Regions from separate parts of the Homo sapiens genome. Here region 1 is linked to region 2. Evidence: read pairs that join two places in POLR2A ChIA-PET (ENCODE). Cell type or tissue: OCI-LY7. All regions are shown on one strand.

Region 1 (4,000 bases), 120 kb before region 2:
AGATGATACAGCACATTTACATGTACAGAGCACAGTTCTGGCAGAAAGGAGGGACTCAATAAATGGCAGTCATTTTTATTATTTTTCCTAATTTCAGAAACTCCTGAATGGTGGTTGACCTTCAGAGAGAGTCATCCCTGCCATCCTCGTTGGTCACGGTAGCTCTCACTGTGAGGTGGCTCTCACTCTAACCTCTAAAGACCCTAGTCTTTTTGGTACTTTTTTGTATCGCCAACCCATACATACAGTCCAAAACATGCCTTAAACAGTTTTATCTTAACAACCGGCCTATCTTTGTATATGTCTAGGAGTTTTCATATATTTTGGTTGGTAAAATATATATAACATAAGATTTGCCACTCATCTATCTTGTCAAATGTAATTCAGTCAGCATTCACCTCACCAAGATAGTCGATGTTATCTAATGGCAGATAATATCAGGCTTCAAAGCCAGTGTGAACATTCCAACCATGATAATGAACTCAGAGCAATGGTTCGCTTTGCCTTTCTGGACTCATTTTAGGAATGTTCGTGAGTTAAGTGGGGATTGCTCTATGTAGCCAAAAGCTTAGACCAGTTATCCTCTTCAGCCTTTAACTGGAGATGGAGAAAAGTGACTCATCAATTTATGTTTAGTTTTTCATATGCCTTGAGAACCATGTTATGTCTTATCAGCCTTTTCTTTCTCAGGAAAGGCAATTTCCGCTTTACCCATAATCTGTAACCTTCAAATTGTCTTCTTGGTTATCTGGTAAACTCTCTCCCAGTCCTTTCCACAGCTTTCTTAGATGATCGAGCCTAGTACTAAACAGAAAACACTAGTAATGAATGGTGGATATTGAGTACTCTGGGGGGTGCTCTTAAAATTTTGAGCTATTCCTCAACATGGTGCTGTTAATTTGGCAGCCATATAATATTGCTGAAAAATGAGAAAACTTTAGAACATGAGCGAAAATGGATAGAAGTAGAATTCAAAGTGTGCATGTGACTGGTGGCTGGAATTGCAAGTGGGATCTTGGTCTAAAACCTGGGAGTTGAGAGAGAAGAAAGCAGGGCTAAAAGCAACGTTCTCAAGGTTATGCCCGTTGAGAGAGGGAACAAGAGCGTAGGTGGGAGAGGTATTTACTTCAGGGGCTGGTCAGAGTTTAGAGGAGGATTAGGAGCGTTGTTTACTGGAGACAAGGCCAGACAGGGTGTTGAGATGGGTGTAAATTGACAATTTAGAGTCTGGCATAGGAGAGATGAACTTGGTTAATACAAAACGGTTTCTTTCTTTATTTCCTTTTTTAAAAAATTATCAAAATGGAAATATCTCTCATTATAAAGTTATAATGTATATATTTTAAATATTGATAAAACTTGCCATCTGGAAATGTTGTACTCAATTTCTACCAATTGCATGTAAAAATGCCCCTTTCTGTGAACCTTCACCAATGCAGACACTGTCACCGTTTTGCCAATGTAATACATAATTTGTTTAAAACAAAAATCCTATTTTACTTTGAATTTCTTTATTGGTGAGTTAAAGTATCTTTTAATACTGGCCATTTGTTAATTTCTTATTTATGAAAAGCCTGTTTTTGTCTTCTGCATATTTTTCTTCTGAGATAGTTTTCTTTTTGTCTTGTGAGAACTTTGTATCAATACATATATATATATGACATTATCCTTTTGCCTGTCATATATGAAATTTGTTAACGCATTTTTAGTGTTTTATTGGTACTTTTTGCCATATAGAATTTTACTTTTTAAAAAATGTATTCAAATCTGTCAGTCTTTTAAATGATTTCTGGCTTGGTATTATGATTAGAAGATTATTCCTCACTCTAATATTAAAGTATGTTAAACTTTTATGTATATATATATATTTTTTCCACTACTTGTTTTTTTTTTTTAAGCCTTATATCTTAAGTATTTAATACAGTCAGGATATTTTGCATAGATCTTTTCAGGTAGGGATAGTCAGTTGATTAAAGTCATTTATTTGATAATCATTTCTTGCTATCCTAATGTGATCAGCCATATTTATGATGAGCTGGATTCTAGCATATACCCTACTCAGTTCCACTGATTTCTTTGATTCTTGCTGAAAGTATTTTAATTATTGTAGTTCACTTCCCTCCTTTTTCTTCTTTTCTTAGAATGAGAAATTGTGTGTGCCATATGTGTCATAGAAAAAAGAAAGGGTATCATAGAGCATCTGCTAGGCTGTCTTCTGGTTGTTGTAGTCACATTAGAGGCCGTAAGTGATGATAAACATCTCACTAGAATGGTTCTACTTTCACTTACAACAGGAAATTTAGGCATGCTTCACCAGCTAAGGAAATAGATTTTATGTATTCATTCGTCACTCACCCATTCAACAAATAAGCGCCTACTTTATGCTATTGTTGTACTTGATATTGAGGCCACAACACTGAAGAAGATTGCCAAGGTTTCTGTGCTTTTGGAATTTGGGAGAAACAGATTAAAACAAACAAATAATAAGCACATCACATAATTATAAGTGTTGCAAAGATGGTACTGTGATAGTAACAGAAGTCAGGGGAGAAGGATTATTTTAAATAGGATGGTTAGAAAAGGCCAGAGATGGGGGGTAGGTGTTTTAAGCTGAGATGAAGGGGGTGATATTTTCTGGTCATTGTTTTATTTGTTTTTGGTTTTGTGTGTGTGTGTGTGTGTGTGATTGTTTCTTTGTTTTTTAGATGGGCTTGCTCTGTCACCCAGGCTGGAGTGCAGTAGTGCAATCTTGGCTCACTGCAACCTCTGCCTGCTGGGCTCAAATGATTCTTCTACCTCACCCTCCTGAGTAGCTGGGACTACAGGCATGTGTCACCACACTCAGCTAGTTTTTTCTATTTTTAGTAGAGATGGGGCCTTGCCATGTTGCCCAGGCTGGTCTTCAACTCCTGGACTCAAGCGATCTGACTGCTTCAGCCTCACAAAGTGCTGGGATTACAGGTGTGAGACACCATGCCTGGCCCATTGTTTTAGATATTTACACAACATCTAAATATTTTCTTTGGTGTACATTGAATGTTATTTGGCAGTAGCTGGTCTACTGTGGGAGACCTCATTAGAGGAATACTCTAACTTTACTGTGTTTTGGTATATGGCATTTTAATCTCATTTATTGCTACTATACATTCTAGGCCCCCCTCATTCCTGGTGTCAATAGATACAGCATAATTTTTTTTCACCTATTCTCATTAGATTATAGTACTTACATAGTGCTATAGATCTACATAAAATAAATGAGAAAATAAGCATTGCTATTTATGGAAGCATTCTTTCCCTGCTATATTAACACTTGTATAACATATGTCTTCTTTCATTTCTCTTTTGTTCCCTACACCTCTGCCCATAACTGGGCATTGATGTATCTATTTACTTTTAAAGGTAGACACTCTTACATTATTCAGTGTTCACTAGATTGCTTTAGAATCCTAGCTAGAATAATACTGAGCCTTTACTTTCTTCTTATGACTGAAGAGCTTCACAATTCAAGAAATGCCTTATTCAGATGTAAAAGAAACAGGATTAGTTTCATTTTTTAAAAAGTTATCTTTTTAGTTCATACTTAGTTTGAGTTGTCCATCTACCTACAACCTTGATATTACAATTGAACTAGCAAGAGCAACCCTCATAGAGGAACATTTTCTTCTAAGAATGCAAAGCAAAGTGTAGCCACATGGTGTCACTAAATTATAACAATTTTACTCGAAGCTAAAGAGAATTTAAAAATTGCTTTTTTACACCATCATATTTAAATATAAATTGTTCTGAAAGTCTGTGATTTGTGAAATAACATGTGAAACTATTTGTACTATTTAAGTCTTTCTGCTGATGTGGAGCGTTAATTATGTCCAAAGTCCAGAGGTATATATTTTGGTGCTTGCTAGCTAGTTCTTGAGTTGTCATCTGCAAGGCATAGGAGAAATGTGGGCTTCTGTAGTCCAGCTATTCAGTTTCATGCAAATATATATATTTTTTAACCTTC
Region 2 (4,000 bases):
TTGTTATAAAAGGGTGGTCATAGCCAGGCACATGGCTCACGCCTGTAATCCCAGCACTTTGGGAGGCCGAGGCTGGGGATCACCTGAGGTCAGGAGTTCGAGACCAGCCTGGCCAACATGGTGAAACCGTGTCTCTACTAAAAATACAAAAATTAGCCAGGCGTGGTGGTGCGCACCTGTAATCCCAGCTACTTGAAAGGCTGCGGCAGGAGAATTGCTTGAACCCAGGAGGCAGAGGTTGCAGTGAGCCGAGATCACACCATTGCACTCCAGCCTGGGCAACAGAGTGAGACTCTGTCTCCAAAAAATAAAAATAAATAAAAAATAAAAGCATGGTCAGACTTTTATATAGCATGAATTACGCTTTGCCTGGCATCTTTGAAATAATACCTTTAATAGAACATTTGATGTCATATAATTAAAGTATTCAACTGGCAAAGATGCTCATAAAATGGCCTTTTTTTGTCATACTTAAATTTTTTGTGTATTCTCATTTGTTATAAGGAGGGGGGAAACAGAATCAATATATTCTTCAATTTACCATTATTCATATAAGTGGTACTTTGCCATTTGCCATTTTTCAAATAATCCAGATGACCTTGCTTCTGACCACAAAGTGAGATTTTGTGTGTGTTGTTTGTGTAGAAATATGTTGCTACAGTGAAAACTCACAGTATATTTTGAAAACTGCTAGAATGATGTCAGGTATCTTTGGTTAGTTCTTCCTGTTAGGGATCTGTCTATTCTAGTTTTTGCTGAGTTATGATGTTACATTTTTCCTTCCAATAAAGCTAGACTGTTGAGGAGGGGAATCTTATATCATGATAGGATTATCCTGAGCTTTTGTTTAGGCTATTTTCTAAGCCTTTTAGGGAAGGCTATTTCCTGAGTCTTTTGGGAGGACAAATCAAATGTGGAAGGAATGTAGGGCAGCAGTGCAGGGACTACTGGGTCCTTTTGCGTTTTTAGGAACATGAGGAGTTGTTCATACTCAGATTATCAAATAGAAAATATTCAGTCTCAATTTACCCTGGTTATCTGACATATTAGCTTGTAAACTCTAATGAAAGAACTCATTTTGCAGGTAGGAATTTAAAATTAGTAGAAAAGAGAACCCTCAGAATAATTCTAGGTGAAAAGTGATTTCTTTTACTTGCAAACAAATATTTTAATCTGTTTTGTTTTTTTCCAATCGTGTTATAGGAAACAATAATCTGCTGTTTTGAAGGGCTCCTTTTTGCTTGAGAGACTAGTTGCCCATCATGGATATGGCAAAATCTGGCGCGTAAAGCTTGCTCTCTGGGACTACAGTCTCCTTAGGGTTGTTTGTCTTCAGCAATCCTTATACGCCACATACATGATGATATCATCTTCCCTTACATATCATGCCTGTGTGAGTTCCGCAACACTTAGTAAGCACTTATTAAGTATCAGGCAATACGATTTGTTAATTACAGATATGAAAAAGACATGATCTGTGGATCCGAAGAACTAACAGACCAGTTGGGGGAGAGACATGTAAACTGATAATTTCAGTATGATGTTGGAGTGCTTAAGAGATTCATCCTGAACTCCCTATTTTCTCTACTTATACTCTCCTTTCTTATACATGTATATGCTCCTAGCTCTCAAATTTAATCTCTCTGGCCAGGCCTCTCTCCCTTGTGTTCTAGCCATTGTCTTAAAATCTCTATTGTACTATCTCTTAGGCATCTCAAGCTTCCCAAATGGAAGTCTTGATTTTTCACTCCTCCAATCAGTTATTCTCCATCCCACTAAATGTCACTATTATCCATCCTATTTTTTAGTCCCCAAGCTTAGGACTCATCCTTGATCCTGCCTTTAAAAAAAAAAAAATTAACTCTTCACATTTCAGTCCTTTGGAGAGTCATATTGGTTTTAACTCTAAAATATACCTTAAATCCATCTACTGCAATCTGCACTAACACCACTGTAGTTGACACCAACACCATTTCTTGCCCAGACTGTGGGAGCCTTCTAACTGGTCTTCTTGCTTGGTCTTCCAGTAAAGTATTTATGTGGCAGCCAGATAAATTTTCTTAAAGTTAAGCAGGGTCAAATTACTCTCTGCATAAAACTCTTCATTGGTGTCTCACCTCCAAATCCCTCCAAGGCCTATGTGACCTTAAATGGTTTGCTGTCTGCCTCTGCTTCTTTGTCCTCATCTCCTATCTCATTCTGCCCCCATGACTGAGCTCCAGCCAGGATGTTCTACCTTCTTGTCCTTGAATTTGCCAACATTTTTCCCACCCTAGCGCTTTTGCTTTGCTCTTCTCTCTCGCTGGATATTCTTCTGTCTGGCTTCTTATCATTTGGACCTTAGTTTAAATATCACCTCAGAGACTCTTTCCTGATAACTCTATCTTTATCATGTCACTGTATTTATTTCCTTCAAAGTGCTTTTTATAATGCTAGGCCAGATAATTTAGTGAAAGGGTATGGCAAATTGTTTGAGCAGGGGAATGATATATTTCTTTAACTAGCTGATATTTGAGAAGATAAGTAAAAAAGACTAGTTTGGGGGGGAAGTATTTGCAAACCAGATATTTGACGCAGGGTTTATACCCAAAATATATAAAGAACTCTCAAAACTTAAAAGTAACTAAACAGACAACCCAACTTTTTTTAAGAAAAGAGGGCAAATATTTGAACAGGCACAAAGATATCCAGATGGCAACCAAACACATGAAAAGATGCCCATTATCATTAGTCATTAGGGTGATGCAGATTAAAACCACACTGAGATAACAAAAACCATAATAAGATAACTATTACCCAGCTAATAGAATGACTTTATTAACAAAACAACTGATAATACCAAGTCCTGTCAGGATGGGGATCATCTGGAATCTGCTGGTAAGAATGCAATATGGTATAACCAATTTGGAAAAATAGTTGTTCTTACAAAGTTAAACATAAACCTCCATATGATACCACCATTTCACTCCTTAGACAAGTGAAATCGTACGTTCACACAAAAACCTGAATAAGAATGTTTACAACAACATTATTAATAGTTTACAAAAACAAGTCGGGCACAGTGGCTCAGTCATGTAATCCCAGTACTTAGGAAGGCTGAGGCAGGTGGATCACTTGAGGTCAGGAGTTTGAGACCAGCCTGGCCAACATGGTGAAACCTCCTGTCTACTAAAGATACAAAAATTAGCAGGGCGTGGTGGCACATGCCAGTAATCCCAGCTACTCAGGAGGCTGACGCAGAAGAATGACTTGATTGATCCCCGGAGGCAGAGGCTGCAGTGAGTCAAGATGGCGCCACTGCACTCTAGCCTGGGCTACAGAGCAAGACTCTGTCTCAAAAGAAAAAAAAGAAAAAAAAAAGGGCTAGGTGCAGTGGCTCATGCCTGTAATCCCAGCACTTTGGGAGGCTGAAGCAGGTGGATCACCTGAGGTCAGGAGTTAGAGACCAGCCTGACCAACATGAAGAAACCCCATCTCTACTAAAAATACAAAATTAGCCGGGTGTTGTGGCGCATGCCTGTAATCCCCGCTACTCCAGGAGGTGGAGGTTGCGGTGAGCCGAGATCGCGCCATTGCACTCCAGCCTGGGAAACAAGAGTAAAACTCCTTCTCAGAAACAAAAAAACAAACAAAAAAGTTGACAAAAACTGGATGTAACTGAAATACCCCTTCAATCCATAAATGGGTGAAAAATCTGTGGTATATCCATATTATGGAGTACTACTCACAATAAAAAGGAATTTGCAGCTTACACACACAACAGCATGTATGTATCTCAGATGTTTTATGCTAAGTGAAAAAAGCAAGATTCAAAAGGCTACATACTGTATGATTCCATTTATATATCATTCTATAAAAGGCAAAATGAGGCTGGGCACGGTGGCTTACGCCTGTAATCCCAAGACTTCCGGAAGCTGAGTTAGGAAGATCACCTGAGCACAGGAGTTCAAGACCAGCTTGGGCAACAAAGCAAGACCCCATCTCAAAAGAAAAAAATGAG

What was found. Peaks named below come from ENCODE experiments on the same cell type or tissue, not always from the same donor. Only the 100,000 strongest peaks of a DNase experiment are listed, where the experiment ranks them.
Region 1: POLR2A ChIA-PET joins it to region 2 with 6 read pairs; 2 of 35 experiments call an interaction of 5 or more read pairs at or near these places.

What each region holds. Positions count from the first base shown.
Region 1 is chr6:38,570,660-38,574,659 of GRCh38, reverse strand. The region is part of intron 6 of BTBD9 (BTB domain containing 9); the gene reads left to right. Among named protein-coding and RNA genes, the nearest start is that of BTBD9, 67 kb to the left of the region's middle. In OCI-LY7, CTCF peaks have their summits at 3,487 and 3,694 (motif pointing right); a DNase peak (open chromatin) is centred at 2,309; H3K4me3 peaks cover 278 bases.
Region 2 is chr6:38,455,338-38,459,337 of GRCh38, reverse strand. All of the region lies in intron 6 of BTBD9 (BTB domain containing 9), which reads left to right. Among named protein-coding and RNA genes, the nearest start is that of BTBD9-AS1, 24 kb to the left of the region's middle. In OCI-LY7, no CTCF peak of the experiment used is centred here; no DNase peak of the experiment used is centred here.